2 separate regions of the Mus musculus genome follow, and region 1 is linked to region 2. Evidence: chromatin loops called from intact Hi-C (ENCODE). Cell type or tissue: left cerebral cortex. All regions are shown on one strand.

What was found. A loop is a pair of places that touch in the nucleus more often than their neighbours do. Peaks named below come from ENCODE experiments on the same cell type or tissue, not always from the same donor. Only the 100,000 strongest peaks of a DNase experiment are listed, where the experiment ranks them.
Region 1: a loop joins it to region 2, with 1.9 times the contacts of the local background. A loop is called at or near these places in 1 of 42 quality-filtered maps.

What each region holds. Positions count from the first base shown.
Region 1 is chr17:5,923,482-5,931,481 of GRCm38, forward strand. It overlaps Snx9 (sorting nexin 9), which reads left to right. Exons shown (of 18, transcript NM_025664.6): 14 at 1,124-1,200; 15 at 2,591-2,680; 16 at 3,725-3,839; 17 at 4,724-4,815; 18 at 7,089-8,000. The coding sequence ends at 7,136. Gm46599 (a long non-coding RNA gene) reads left to right here and starts at 4,825. Exons shown (of 2, transcript XR_001782195.1): 1 at 4,825-4,987; 2 at 5,050-5,870. In left cerebral cortex, CTCF peaks have their summits at 5 and 4,224 (motif pointing left); a DNase peak (open chromatin) is centred at 979.
Region 2 is chr17:5,837,781-5,845,780 of GRCm38, forward strand. Snx9 (sorting nexin 9) reads left to right here and starts at 3,544. Exons shown (of 18, transcript NM_025664.6): 1 at 3,544-3,766. The coding sequence starts at 3,755. Gm35474 (a long non-coding RNA gene) reads right to left here. Exons shown (of 2, transcript XR_876357.2): 2 at 7,932-8,000. In left cerebral cortex, no CTCF peak of the experiment used is centred here; DNase peaks (open chromatin) are centred at 3,194, 3,602 and 4,009; H3K4me3 peaks cover 2,018 bases; H3K27ac peaks cover 1,590 bases.

The DNA of each region.
Region 1 (8,000 bases), 86 kb after region 2:
CTGCAGTTCTGAAACTGTAACGACAGGCACACGCATTGGCGCTGCTTTCCCTGTTCAGATGTCACTTGGTGGTGGCCAGGGGCTCCGCAAAGCAGGGGTTCCTGATGGAAGAGTTTTAAAGAAGAACAAAGAAGCGATGTCAGAGAAAGGTGCAGTTCTGTCAGAGACGATCGAGGCCGCTTCTGGAAGTGCAAAAACTAGACTCAGCTAGAAACTGACTATGGATCAGGTTAAGCCTCCAGGCCTGGTGGCCCGCGTGAGGGCATGGGAGGGACAGAGGGTGTCACCACAGACATTGAGTGTGTAGTGCATGACTCACACTCCTAACACCCCACAAAAAGACAGGGGTGACAAGAGCCCCAGGTTAAGGAACATGCCATCCTGTCTGTGTGTGCACTACCTTTGCACACTGGCTCTCACAGAGCCTGCCTGAGGTGCTGGAGGCCCACACGCTGCTCTGCTCCTCGTGAGAGCAGAGCCATGACCTTTTCCTAGGTGTGCCGCAGTGTCCTTGTTCTTTAAAGATTGCCTAGAACGTGATGTGTGTCCCAGGAAAAGAGAAACCGGGAGCACGGGGTCTAGATGGAAAAGCTGGTCACTGTCTGAGTTAGAGTTTCTATGGCTGTGATCAAACACTAACCAAAAGCCACTTGGAGCAAAGCATTTGTTTTAGCTTACAATTGAGGAAAGTCAGGGCAGGAACTGTTGCAGAGGCCATAGAGGAACTCTGTTTACTGGCCTGTGCCTCCTAGCTAGCTTAGCCCCCTTTTGTATAGCACTGAGGACCACCAGCCTAGGGGGTGGAGCCACCCACGGTGAGCTGGGCCCTCCTGCGGTGATCATTAGTAAGGAAAATGCACCCGAGGCCAGCCTAGTTTTTGATTTTCTCAGCCGAGGTGTCTTCTTCCAATGACTCTACAGCTTATGTCAAGCTGACATTAAAAGCACAGACACCATCTGCTGTCTGGAAACCAAAGAGTGGGGGATGGGAGTTCTCACCAACGTTGACAGTTTTTAAGTTTTCTACACTAAAACTATCAATAAAGTCTGTAACAAAAACCGTAAGTGTGGGGGAATATGTGTAACACAGTATAGTCTCTTCCAAGACTGCTGTCTGTTTCAGGAGAGACCGACCTTAACGATGCAATCACAGAAGCTGGGAAGACGTATGAGGAGATCGCCAGCCTTGTGGCAGAGCAGGTACTGCTGGGATCACACTCCCCAGCCCACATTGGTTGTTTAAACCCAAACAGCTGTCCCCTTTCTGTTTCTGTGGCTTTCTGTTCATTTTATTTAGTGATAATGTTTTTCTTTTTCAGTTAAGCCAGAGAAGACAAATGTCTCATTAAGAAATCCAAGTGAAGCTTTGTAGCTTACACCTGTAGCTTACACCTGTAGTACTAGAACACCAGAGGCTGGAGGCTAGCCTGGGCTACATGGGGCGTTTTTGTTGTTGTTGTTGTTGTTGTGTTGGGTTTTTTTTTTTGATTTTTCGAGACAGGGTTTCTCTGTAAAGCCCTAGTTGTCCTGGAACTCACTCTGTAGACCAGGCTGGCCTCGAACTCAGAAATCCGACTGCCTCTGCTTCCCAAGTGCTGGGATTAAAGGCGTGCGCCACCACGCCTGGCAGGGCCTGGCAACATGGAGCGTTTTAAGCTGATCTCAGTTACAGAGTAAGGCCCTTTCTCAAGAAGACAAAGAAAAAGAATCTAGGCTGGGCATGGTGGCACACGCCTTTAATCCCAGCACTTGAGAGGAGAGGCAGGCGGATTTCTGAGTTCGAGGCCAGCCTGGTCTACAGAGTGAGTTCCAGGACAGCTAGGGCTACACAGAGAAACCCTGTCTCAAAAAACCAAAAAAAAAAAAAAAAAAAAAAAAAAAAAAAAAAGAATCTAAGTGTGTGTGTGTGTGTGTGTGTGGGGGTCCTGTGGCTCAGTGGTAGTTGGCCTAGATTGCTATTCATATCTGTAAGGCTCAGATTTTGATCCCAACACCGTCCAAAAATGAAGGTAGGGGATGGAACTGAAGTGAGTTGGCCACGGTGCCTCTGACCCACTCTCAGCCAGAGGCTAGAGTGGCGAGGAGCCCTGGCATAGCCCTTGCACTGCTGCCTGCCCTCTCTAGCTTGCTTTCCTCATCTGTGAAGTGCCTTGGATGAGCCTCAGGAATGTAGGCAGTATTTTTTATTGTCTATTAAAATATAGACATTAAACGGTAACATCTTTGCTTGTTATAATTTTATGCCTGTATTTTATTGATTAAAAATGGCCCAGGACACATATGTAGCAGAGGGCTGCCATCTCTGGCCTCAGTGGATGCACCCAATCCCGCAGAGACTTGACTCTCCAGGGTGGGGGCACAGATGGACACGATGGCACATACCCTTAATCCCAGCACCCAGGAGCCAGAGGCACACAGATGTATGTGGGTTCAAGGCCAGCCAGACCCTAAACAGTGAGAGCATTTCAGTAAAGAAGCAGCACTCAGCCCTCTGTCACACAGGAGGATGTGGGCATCATTCCTCATTAGTTTCTTCTCTTTAATTTTCTAAATCCTCCACTAGTAACAGCCAGCCTGTGTCTCGTTATAGCCAAAGAAGGACCTCCACTTCCTGATGGAGTGCAACCATGAGTACAAAGGCTTTCTCGGCTGCTTCCCGGACATCATTGGTGCCCACAAGGTAAGTCACTGTGCTCTCAGGGCCTCCCAGACGCACAGCATCGCCGAGCCGCAGTTGTTTAGATCCTACGTGTATCCACAAGAAATGTGGTGGTGCACGCCTGTAATCCCAGCAGTGAGTTTGAGGCCAGCCTGGTCTACAGATAAGTTCCAAGCCAGACAGGACTACACACTGAGACCCTGTGTCAAAAGGAAGATGAAGGCACAGTATCCTAAGTCCCACCATAAAGTTTTAAAACTAAATTTAAAAGTTAGTTGGTAGATCTTGATGATTTAATGCTGGTTAGCATTTCCTCTCAGGGTCTCTGTGGTACGCTAGTGTGTTGAGGTGCCCTTGCATTTGTTAGGAAGCTCTCAGCAAAGGGCTGGTCTGTGTCTCAGCAGTGCTCCATGAGGAATCATGAAGGAGCAGCACAAACAATGTTTGTGTAACTCAGACAGCTTCATATGAAACTCAGGAGGTTGGCTCGTCAGAACTTGAGCAGCAGAGTTGGAGGGTCAGGCCTGGAGCCTCGCTTACACTTCACAGTGGAGCTGTCTTTGCGGGGGACATAAGTACTGAGTGGTGTCTGGAGCTGCGTGAGGACCAGCGCCAGTGTTTACAGCTGCTTCCATCCAGAATGAGAGTACAGGACCCAGGACCTCTCACAAACAACAAAGGAAAGCCCTGCAGTCTGCACAGCCAAGCCCGGCTCGCTCGTAAATGCTGTGTCATAGCAGCAGAGAGGACACGTGCCCCTGAGACAGCTCATGTGCCTTTCTGACCTCTCATCCCTTCTCCTCTGTGTACTCCTGACACCAACAGCGCAGAATCTTACATGGGCAGAGTTTTGTTTGTTTCTCTTATCACAGTGTGTAGCACTGCACATTCTAGCTTTATTGCAGTTTCCAGGAGCATCAGCCTTCAGGCTTCAGAGGGACTTAGAGGGAGTTGGCCTGGGATGTTCTGCTCTGTACCACAGAGTGTCAGCATTGCATCTTCAGCTAATGACTACTGCTCTTTGCTTTGTCTTCTTAAATACTGTTACATTTATGTATTTTCCAGGGAGCAATAGAAAAAGTGAAAGAAAGTGATAAGCTGGTTGCAACTAGTAAAATTACTCCCCAAGACAAGCAGACCATGGTGAAGAGAGTTGGCACCATGTCTTACGCTCTGCAAGGTAAGAGAAAGGGTGGTGAGTAACTGGGAAGAGCTGTTCCCAGCTCCCAGCGTCAAACCTGCTTGCTGGTAGAAATCCAAATGTTGAGTCCCAGTGAAATTCAAAGCTAATTTAAAATGTCTATCTGCTTCTAGGTAGCGTTTTATTTTACAGATGAACTTGGGATAGCTGTGGGTGATTACACCCATACATCATTACTTCTAAGTGACACATTCTGTTAACAGCCTTTAATATCACACTGTTGTATTCAATTCCAAAGTCCAGAGCTGGTGGGATGGTTCAGTGGTTAAGAACACTGGCTGCTCTTCCAGAGGTCCTGAGTTCAATTCCTAGCAACCTCATGGTGGCTCACAACCATCTGTAAAGGAATCTGATGCCCTCTTCTGGCGTGCAGGTGTGCATGCAGACAGAGCACTTCTACAATTTAAAAAAATGCATAAATTAGTACATTTAGTACAGCTTCTAGAGGTCTGTGAACTCTGTGCTCTGGGACCATGGAATCTAAAGGAGGCTTGTGGGTATCACTTAGACATAATTTAGTTAGAAAGAAAGCAGCTGATTTCTAGAGGTGTGCGTGTGTCAGAGAAAAGAACAGCAATGGCCGTCTCTGTGTCTGGTGAAGGCTGACAGACATGTGCCTGTGCAGACTGAGGCTGTCAGTGGAATTCAGCTAGTCAGTGACAGCCATCCATTACTAGACAGTGGCACTTGCTGCAGGGGTCAGCTGTGTTTCTAGGCTCTTGGTAGACTTGGGCTGAGAACTGGTGCCTCTTAGAAGCAGCCAGATGAAGTCCTGCTGATGACGAGTCTTAGGCAAGCAGAGAATGTCATGTTGTTATTCGAAGTCTTGCTGGGAACTAATCCCTGTGATAATTTTGTTGTAGCTGAGATGAATCACTTTCACAGTAACCGGATCTATGATTACAACAGTGTCATCCGCCTCTACCTGGAGCAGCAAGTGCAGTTCTATGAAACAGTGAGTGTCCCCTCCCAACACCCCCCATCCACAGGTGTGTCCCCTCCCAACACCCCCCATCCACAGGTGTGTCCCCTCCCAACATCCCCATGCACATGTGTGAGGGCAGTGAGTGTCCCCTCCCAACACCCCCATCCACAGGTGTGTCCCCTCCCAACATCCCCATCCACAGGTGTGTCCCCTCCCAACATCCCCATCCACAGGTGTGTCCCCTCCCAACATCCCCATCCACAGGTGTGAGGGCAGTGAGTGTACCCTCCCAACACCCCCATCCACAGGTGTGAGGGCAGTGAGTGTCCCCTCCCAACACCCCCATCCACAGGTGTGAGGGCAGTGAGTGTCCCCTCCCAACACCCCCATCCACAGGTGTGTCCCCTCCCAACATCCCCCATCCACAGGTGTGAGGGCAGTGAGTGTCCCCTCCCAACATCCCCCCATGTACATGTGTGAAGGGAGGGAGGTTTTGGCCTAGTGCCCTTGACTAGATAGACTTGGTCAGTTATAATCTTTACTCCTGAGTGATAAACCAAAGGGGCTTACATTTTGAACAGAGTTTAGTGGTTTGATTTTTTTTTTAATCTTTTAAAATTCCATCTGAGGAATATTGGATCAAAAAAGCTTTCCTGGGCCTGGAGAGACAGCGTAGTGCTTAAGAGCTCCTGCTGCTGTCACAGAAAACCCAGGCTCAGTTTCTGTCAGTCACACTATGGCTCACAGTCATCTCTAACTCCAGCTCCAGGGGTCTCATGCCCTCTTCTGACCTCTGCGGGCACCAACCACACACAAGCCACATACACATACTTACAGGCAGAGGAGCTGCAGAGAAAAGAAAATGAATAGGTATAATCTTTGGAAATGTTTAAGCTTTACTTTGAAGAGCAGACATTGGTTCCTAGTTTTAAAGCCTTGAGCAGTCCTGACTGTGTGACTTCCTTCTTTCTGAGCCTCTCCACGCACGGGGACAGTGCCAGAGGATTGAGGTCACCCTGCTAACCCACAAGTTGTATCGTTTTCAGTTAGAGAAATAACCAAAGGCAGCCGTTGCTTGTGACCCAGGTTTTACAGTTACCAAAGGAGTCTCTTCAGGAAAACCAAAATAACACAATGTTTTAACATTTTCATTCAGCGAACTGTAAGGAAAACATAAATCCTCCCTCCCTTCCTCTGCCTTGTGCTGTTCTCCTTCGTTACACACTTCCACACTTCTCGTCGGTGTGCTTGAACTCAGGCCCTGCAGGGCAGCACAGAGGAGCAGTGAGCGCTTGCGGTAGCCTTGGTGCTCAGCCTGCCATTGCCTCCATGCATTCAGAGATACAGGCTAGCCCTCAGAACACATCTCTGCATGTGTCGCTTTTGGGTTGTACTCTGGCAAAAACACCTTGTGAGTTCTGGAAAAAGCTGCCGACTCACAATTCACAATTACACACAAGGTACACGTGTTACATGTACATTTAAACAGGTGCATTTAAAACACATGGACCTGATGTGTGGGGATGGACTCACTCTGGAGCACTCTCTGTCACAATGGCTGTCTGTGTCTTCTGACTTTCCTGTCGCTGCTGGGCTTAGCCCCTCTGTGTGTTAGACATAGTAGGTTACATGTGTCTCTGAGAAAACGTTGGAAAGGTAGCTCTCAAGGTGCTCATACTGTGGATTTATTAATTATCAAGCCCACACATGCTATAATTTTTGTAATTCAACACAGAAAACCATGTGCTTTGTCACTGTCGTCTTAGAGCAAATATCCCTGAAATTATTAACACTTACATTTCTGTACATGGAGCAAACATGTATGAGTATCTACTGTACACTTGCACTTCAAATGTTTAAGGTCCCCAGATGACTAAGGAACCTGAGCCTAAGGGTATTGAGTACCCTTATGGGAGGGTAGGCACATAGCAGATTCCCAGTGCACCCTGGGCTGTCAGATGCAAACTCCACATGCCCGCTACCTCCATAACAGGGAGTCTTAGTGTTCATACTTGTCTAGAAAAGAAGGGGACTCTGTGCACTTGCTTTCCGGAGAAGGGGCTAGTCTGAAAATGTAGCCCCCACCACCAGGCATGGCCTGGCCTTGGACCTGACTGGGCAGGTAGACAGGAGCAGGGGCACTGAGTCAAACGGCACAGAGTCCCAGTGGCTGCAGAGGAGCCTAACAGACCAACTAAAGGGTTTGATAAGGTTATGTTTAACTGGGAAGAGGGCGGATGGAACACTGTTCAGTTGTAATATCTCGGGGTGGAAATGTCTCAACTGTTCTGTTTTTTCACCAGATCGCAGAAAAGCTGAGGCAGGCCCTCAGCCGCTTCCCGGTTATGTAAACCAGAATGGAACACAAGAGAACTCCGAAGTGCTTCATTTACCTGGGGCAATGCGATTCAATTCCCTCCCCTCCCCGCCCCCCATCATAAGAGAGAGAAAAGGAAGAAAACCAAAAAGAAAGAAGTTGACAAACCCTGTTTTGGTCGTTAGCCACCTACGTGCGCTGTTGCCCAGGATGGCCTTTCTTGTTCATTTCAGCCTATTAGTTACCCAGTGAAAATGTCTATTTTTGGAAAATACTTAAATTTATCAAGATTTTGAATGAAGAAATAGGGGTTCTTCCTCCTGGTATTTTACATAGAATCGTAATTTATATATTACCTGTGATCTTCCAGTTCTTACCCAATGTCAGATAATTAATACTAATTGCTTTCTTAAAAATATGAAAAACGGCAGAATAAAAAGTATATCTTTGTATATTTTTATAACTCTTTCAGTCCTTTGGGGATCGTTGTCTGTTTGGGGGAGTCTGTACACCCTCACTGGCATAGCTACAGTTAAGTGCTCCCGGGATAGGGAAATAGAGTCCTCAGATCACCTACACCCTCAAACTTGGTGGTGGGTAGCCCATCAGAGGTCCCAGTAGGTGGGCACAGCAGGCAAGAAGACCCTGCCTCCCTACTGCTGCCCAGGTTGGTTCCCTGTGCTGAGGTAAATTCAGCATTCTTTGCACTCCCTCCTAGCTCATAGCACAGGTGGAAGCTCCCACCCTCGCACGCACGCTCTCCATCCCTCAGCGGCTGAGAGGAGAGGAGCTGTGGCCTGGTTTGGAGCAGCAGGCTGGTCAGTATTCTCTCAGAAGCAGAGTTCAGCGCCTGTTCCCTCCCACAGACTGGGAAAGTTAAGGACTAGAGTAAGTGGGA
Region 2 (8,000 bases):
ATCATATAATCTCTCAAGCAGTGTTCTAGCATCTTGTAACAGTTACCGATACCTGAAATAATTGTGGGCAGGGCTTTATTTTAAATGGTGGTTTCAGTCTAAGGTCAATTAGTTCCCCATCAACCTGACAGGCATAATGGAGCACAGCTCCTCACTCATGGTTGCCAGGAAGCTGTAAGATACTTTATCTTGTGCTGATCCTAAGACCCACCTTTCTGCAAGAATTGTAGCAAGCACTGGCCCCACCAAGTAACATAGTACAAGAAAGGTAAGGATTTTTTGTATGCTGAGGGAAAGTCCTGTTATGACAGGAAACAGCATGGCCCTGGTAGGCAGACTAAGCCTATTCCCACAGGAGACAAACTATAAACAGACTGGGAGACTTGAGTATGCTGCAGGTCTGAGAGAGGTTGGCTCTTCACAGATGTGAGCATTAAGGACTGGGAGGCAGTAAGAAGAGAAAGGGCTAAGAGGCCCAGTTCTAAGCTGGTTTTGTTACAAAGACAACACAATCATGAGCTTTTATTTAAAACAAAAGAGAGCAAGTATAAGCTTCAAGAACATGCCTCAGCGACCTGCTTCTTTCAGCTCCACCCCACTTCTAGAAATTTCTACTTTATAATGTCATTAGATTATGAATCCATCAATAGACTAATCCATTCGTTAGTTTGTCTCAGCATTCTCATGATCGCTCAGTCACCTATTCCACAACAGGAAGTCAAGCCTTTAACACCTGAGCCTTGGGGAGACACTTCCTATTTGAACCTACAAGCAGGTATAGTCACATCTCAAAGAGAACTTTGTGTTCCCATGTTCATAGCAATTCACACTTTGCCTAGTAAAAACATGGGTGGCTTTACTTGTTTATTAGGGAAACATTTTTAAAACAAGTGTTTACTTGTTTATCAAGTTAAGACGTGAGTTATTTGCTTATTAAAACATGAACTTTAAACAGGGCTGGGGAAGTGTTGGTGGCTAAGGACACTTGCTGCTCTGCCAGAGGATTCAGGTTTGATGCGCACAGATGATAGCTCACAACTATCTATAGCATCAGGGCCAGGAGATCCAATGCTCTCTTTTGGCATTCATACACATAAAATTAAATTTTAATATAAATTTATGCTTTAAAATTCTTTTTAAGCATGGCCAGTATGATCTGGTTAAACTTTCTAGACTTTTTTGCACTTGTACACCATTTCTTTACTTTTCACACATGTGGATTGTACACTCAATATTTTCTTCCGTGTTTGGCAATACTCTTAAAATACTGTTTGCCATTGATATCCATGGGTGATGGGTCCCAGACTCTCTGTAGCTATAAACTCTGAAAATGTTCAATTCCATTCACAAAAATGGGCATAACGTGCCCATAGAACTTTTATGCAGCCTCCCATCTTTTGAACCATTTGTAGTACAAACTGTAGGTAGATAAATAGCTGTTATTTTGTTGTTTAGAAAATAATTTACAATCAGTACAGAGGCATTTTTTTCTTTTCAGATATTTTCAATCTGAAACTGGCTGAATGTGGGGATGGGAATGTGTGAAGAGAAAGGATTGATTGTATTAGCCTTATATAAGCCTCCTAGAACATAAATTCATATAATTATGTCTTACTGGGACAATCCTCTTAACAAGTACATGGATGTTTTCTTTTGGGGCTTAAAATGCTTTGATAAATATCTTTGCTGACGTGTCCCAGTCTGAATGGAGAATTTGTCCTTAGAAGCTGTTGGTCCTAAGGCTAGGGTTACTTTCAATTTTGATATTACCAAGTCAGTTATTTGAGCCATGATTTATCATTGTAAATAAATAATAACTTTTTCAAAGGGTTAAATAGGATATGGGCTTCCTGTCTAGAATACAGAAAGAAGGGTCTCAATGACTTCCCTGTTCCTGTCAGGAGAAGGACAACAGCCTGGACTGCCCAGATGGCTCAGCTGATAAGGACTCGGCAGCCACTGTCTCAGTTTGACCTCCAGGACCTACGTGGTGGAAGAAGAGAATAGACTCCTATAAGTTGTCCTCTGACTTCACACGTGCTATATGCATGTTCACACTCATAACTTGTATGTGTGTGTTAGGGTTCCTAGTGTGGTGATAAAATAAATCCTATGATAAGCAACTTGGTGAGGAAAGAGTTTATTTTGCTTACGCTCCTGTGTCAGACTCCATCATGGAAAGAAATCAGGGCAGAAACTCAGGTCAGGAACCTGAAGGCAGGAACTGATGCAGAGGCCATGGAGGGCAGCTGCTTACTGGTTTGTCCCCCAGGGCTTGATTAGCCTGCTTTCTTACAGCAACAAGGGCCACCAGCACAGATGTGGGCTGGGCGACATAGCTGGGCCTTCACACACCTTTAATAATCAAGAAAATACACCACAGGCATGACTGAAAGTCAATCTGGTGTTTTTTGTTTTTGTTTTCCCCTAGATGAGGTCCCCTACTTCTAACATGACTCTAGCCTTTGTCAAGTAGACATGACACTAGCTAGCAGTAACACACACACAGACACAAGAATATTTCCATGCCTGACTATAGCATTGATACACACAAACATCCACAGAAAACTCTGAATTACCACTTAAACACTATTTTTGGCTGTAACTTGCAAATTCTCTGGTCAGTAAAAAAAAACATTTTTTTTTCCCCAGTGCTGGGGTGCAAACACCTATGTGTCATTCTTTCTACCACCCCCAGTCCTAGAAGCTACAAATTTGACAGTAAAATTAAATATCAACTTCCTGGGATAAGAGAGTCGATTTTATTTGTCTAGAAGATGCATCCTTATTATAAACAACTGCATTAAACTATTGCACTGATTAAGGTAAATCTTCCAGTCTCATCTTTTGTGAAAGTCTCATCGATCAATTCAAACCATTCGTTTATTAATAAAACCCATACAGATCCAACTGCAGACAAACTACTCTCAATCAAAGATGTTATAATTCGGGCTTCTCTTTTAACTTAAGGAAACCTGTTGCGCCCTCAAACTTCTTGAGGCATTTTTAAACAATCCAAAGGGCAGAATTGGGTCATCTCAGGTGGAGTCCCCAAGCGTCCAGGCCCAGAAGCCCAGGCCAGATCACAGCCTCCGAGAAATCCCATGCAGCCTAGATGCAGGAAGCCATTGCTCGCCCTGGGCTGGCTTGTCCGTGTGGCGCTCGCAGTAGTCACCCCCAAGCACCCCGATCCCTCAGCAAGCCCCGCCGTGGGCCCGGGATCCCAGGCGGGTGGCTCCCGTCAGTTCCCGGGGATCACCGTTCTCCGGCTCGCAGAGAGCCGGGCCTGAGGCACAGCCCCCCTCGGCGCCGCGCCCAGCGAACGGCTCGGCGGCGGCGGCGACCAGGCCGCGACCCCGACGCCCGTCCGACCCCGCAGCCGCCGCTCCAGCCAGGGCCCTGCGCTCGGAGCCGCGGGCGGCGGGGTCGGGGCGGAGGCCGGGGCGGGCGAGGAGGCCGGGCTGCGGCCGAGGCCCCAGGCGCGCTTCCGCCGCGCACGCCGCGGTCCATGGGAGGCTTGGCCGGCGGGGGCGGGGGCCGCGCAGCCGGGACTTTCAGGAACTGCAGGCGCGGGCGGCGGCGGGAGTCGCCGAGCCGCGGGGGCCGGAGCGCCGAGAGCAGGACTGAGGCGGAGCCGCCGCGCCGGGCCGCAGCCACCGAACCGCAGACGGAGTCGACCTCCCCGCCCGCTTAGGGCCGAAGCTCCGCAGCACGGGAGACCAGCCGGCCCGCCGGGGCCGGGGAACCGCCCGCCATGGCCACCAAGGTGAGGGGCGCGCGGCGCAGGCCGGACCGGCCGTTCGGCTCCGCGGCGCCGTGGCGAGGCCGAAGCGCCCCGACGCGTCGCTCGCGAGCTCCCCCCACCCCTCACCCCGCGACCTCGGGCACCAGAGCGGGGTCACGCCGAGCGCTGGGGTCCGCTCCCCCTGGGCGGCGGCGGCTCCGCAAAGTTTGCACCTGAGCGGAGACGGGCGCCCCGGCACGCGGAGTTCCCGTAGCCCCGGAGCAGCGCGCGGGCCACTCGGACGCTGCCGCTCCGCACTGAGCCTGGCGCCTGCCTCCTTCCTCCGTACGGCAGCCCGGCGCTCGAGCCGGGCGGGGAGGACGCTGCAGCCTCCGGGAGTCACGCTCCCTCCGCGTCCACTGCCTTCCAGGCTCTCATTTTTTCCTTTTGGTTTTGGCTGGCTTTTTCTGTTTGAATGGGACGTTTTCGGAGCGAATAAAGTATCAAGAGGGAAATGACTGTGCTTTTAGATTACGTGTTTGCCGGCAGAAAAAAAAGAAAAAGAAAGAAAGAAAACATAAAAGGCCCAGGCCCCAACTGCTTAGTGGAACTTTGGTTCCTGCTTGGTAAATGGCCAGGAATCTTGGTTTGCTTATTTTTTTGTTATTGTTTGTGAAATTAGCAGTCCGTTTTTGCTATCTGAGTCTGCAAAAACAAAACAACAACAACAAAAATTAGTTTCTCCTGTTCCTTTTTCTTGTGCGGTTTCAGTAGTCACTTGGGAATGAAATAGCCACCGGGAAAAGCCTAAGCCTTGGAAGTGAGGACCTGGGGTGGGAGGCACCATAGGTGAACCTCTGATAGACCTGCGATGTGCGGGTAGCAGACAGACTGGTACTCGGAGCTTTGATTATGTCACCTTTACAAACAGCGTGCCTTTTCCAGATTTATTTTTGACACGTCTAAGCTACTTCTGGCTTGATGAAAACTTTTTTTTTTTTTTAAAGATGGGTGTTTATAGAAGGTATAGGAAAGTGTTAAGGAATTTGGAAGGTCAGAAGTGCCTGATTTCATTTAGTCTGTTGAAGTTGGGGCCCAGAAAAATTCATTTTCTCTGTCCTGACTCTGTCTAGGTGTAGTGTTTATATGTAAATGAAGCTTCTTCAGAAACCTACTGCTACTGTTGAAATAATTGCCTTGTTAGTAGTATATCTGAGCAGTTGTTGCTTGGTTTTCCTAGATATAAGACAACTACCTACCTTTCAATATACTTATATTGTGACAAACTTTGTTGGAGATGAAACCTAATTTAAGCAGAGGATTTTTGAGGTTTGTTGCCTAGACATTTCAGAAATTGAAAATTCAATTACAGAGTTATCTTGCAACATTGACAATGATTTGTGACATAGACCCTATTCTGTAATATTTGTACTGATCTGAGGCATGCATGCCTACTTCAGCTTAGCAAGTAATGCATATATCCAAGCAGAGGAAAAAGTTTTATTTGATGGTGGCGAAGCCTTATGTTTCCAGTGAAAAAGCACGGCTGTCCTTGGGCTGAAATTGAGGTGCCTGTGACCCCTCTGCACACTGCCTCACTACCTGTGTAAGCACTTCCTACTTGTTATCTGCTTCTGAAGGCAAATTCCAGCTCTCCTGGCTGCCTGTTGGTGCCCTTCCCTAGTTTGTAATCACAGTTCCAAGAGGCCGCATCCCCAGGTGGACCAGAGGACAAACCACTGCCCTCTGAAGAAAGGGGCTGGTTGGGAAAGCCTCGTTAAAGGGAACTCCTCTGCGCTTTTCTCCGTTTGTGTGTCAAAGCAAAGCTCATTTTTGAGTTGGTCCCTGAAAGACACACCTCTTCCCTTCCCCACAGCTGAAGAGTTGGAGTTCTTCCCTTCCTTGAACCCTGTAGGTGGTCAGGTGTACTTAGCAAGGACTGATGATGGACTCAATGACGTTTAAGCCCAAGTAGTGCCCAGGCTTTTGCTATAAGAGCTAAGTGTTGGGAAATGAATGCATCACGTGGACAGCTGGTAGGGTTGGGATTGCCTTAGTGCTTATGGGAAAATGGCTTTAATTCTCCCATACACAGTTTTAGTCTAAGTCGTTCTTACAATATTTTCTTGAATATACACTTATCTCTGAAGTCACATGATTATTTTGAAAAATATTTATTTTATGTGTATGGGTGTTTTGTTCCAAGAAGAGGGATCTGGATTCCCTGGAACTGGAGTCAACTGACCGTCGTAAGTAGTCACGTGGATTCTAGGAACCAAATCCTGTTCCTCTGCAAGAGCAGTGGTGCTCCGTAACCACTGGGCCATCTCGCTAGCCCTGAATTCTCATGACTTTTAAGAGCTTTTGGTAGAGTCATAATAGAAAAAAAAATTGTGTAGAGCTTTAATTGGGCAGATCTTCATTGCTAAAGACAATTCGTCAGTAACTATATGCTTTAAAGGGATCATCTGGGTTTCGTTTCTAATCTTTCCTCAGTAGACTGCTGAGCTCTGCTTAAGTTCGCACACAGCTTAGAGTCCAGTCATGTCTTATTTAGCAAACAGGGCTACAGGCCTTGAGAGTGTCTCAGTCTTGACCTGTGTTAGATGCTTCTTAACATTATTCTCTGACGTAATCCTGAAGTGAATTTGAGTAAATGAGTTTTATCTAAAGGATCAGGCCTTGAGAATTGTTTGTATATATAAAAATGAGCATAAAATAATTCATGGCAGTTGATCTATCTCTATATGGTTAGCTGTAAGTTCCAAACCAGGATTAACATTTGCTAATTGATATGGAGGATCCTTTTGCTATTACATGGTCACTTTATAGCAGTAGTAAAGATCGTGGGGTGCTAATCCCTCCCTTCCAGCTTCCCCTTCCATATATAGTATCTGACATTATATGTATGTTTTATGCAGCCTTTTGGGTGAATTAGATGAGTGTGGAACATTAGAAATCTGGGTAGGAAGTGAGGTTCCATACTGGACTAGATTCATGAGGATAGTTCAGAAGCAACTTTGCGATCTCTTCTAAACACTCCTTCATTTTAATACTAGAAACCCCTATCTGAAGCTTCTTAAGAATTAAAGTTAAGAGCTGAGGAGATGGAACTCAGATGTAAAGTGTACACGCATGGGGCCCTGAGTTCCAGAATCAAGGTTAAAATAAATAAATAAATAAATAAAGCCAAGTGTGCACTCCTTAGTTATGGCCCTGGGAAGGCCCTATCAGGCCCCACTAGTCAGCCAGCCTGACCTAACCTTGAGTCAGCTAGTGCCTGGTTCACTGAAAATATGATCGGCAGCAAGAAGGGTGACCCTTGTGACCTCTGGCCTCCTGGCTCCACACACATGCACACTTGAGTGTGTGCATTCATTAGAGCACACACGTTAAGACTGTTTTTCTAGTCTTTTTTTGGAGGGTGGAATGGTTTTGTTTTTTGAGGCAGGGTCTCGCTATGTAGTTCTCACTGCCCGGCACTTGCTCTGCAAACCAAGCTGACTGTTACCACCCAGGTATCTATGGGCCTGTGCTTCCTCAGTGCTGGAGTTAAAGGCGTGTGCTGCAACACCTAGCTGCTTTTACAAGTTTAAAAACAGAATATAGGGTGCTTCCCAATCACTTCTGTGTGACAGTATTTTATATGACTTAAATCTCTGTGTGTGTGGTGAAAGAAAGATCCTATAACAATAGCAACATGAAAATTTAACAAAGGAGTAAGAGATTAGAAAGCAAACAGCTTTGCCAAGATAGTTTTTGCTATCTCTTGCCTTTATCACCTGAAATCAAATAATAGCTTAACTTTAACGACTTAAAACTTGGTAGCTTTCAACACAGTTTAGTGATGTCCACTTGGAATCCTAGTTCTAGGGAAAGTAGAGTCAGGGAGATCCACATTCAAGGCCAATCTGGGCTCTGTACTGAGACCCTTTGAAGCAAGCCCTGTAGGCATGCATTGCTGTTCCTTCTTCTTGAATTGCTGTGCCTGTGAGGTCTTAGCCTAGAGCAGCACCTCCCAGAAGCCTCTCATGCCATCCCCTGCCAATTATGTGTGCTTCCATGACTGGTGGCTGCCTCCTTGAGGATGCTGTGGGTCCCTGGAGGCTGGAGTTTTGTGTTTGCTTACCTTTGTATCCCCAGCGACGGTTTGGAAGAACACGGTGATGTTCTACTGAGCACCATGCAGTGTACATACAGTATAATGTGAAGTGACCTACACACTATAGCTTTAATGGAGTAGTGCATCTCCAACTGTAAGCTAACAACCGTTTTG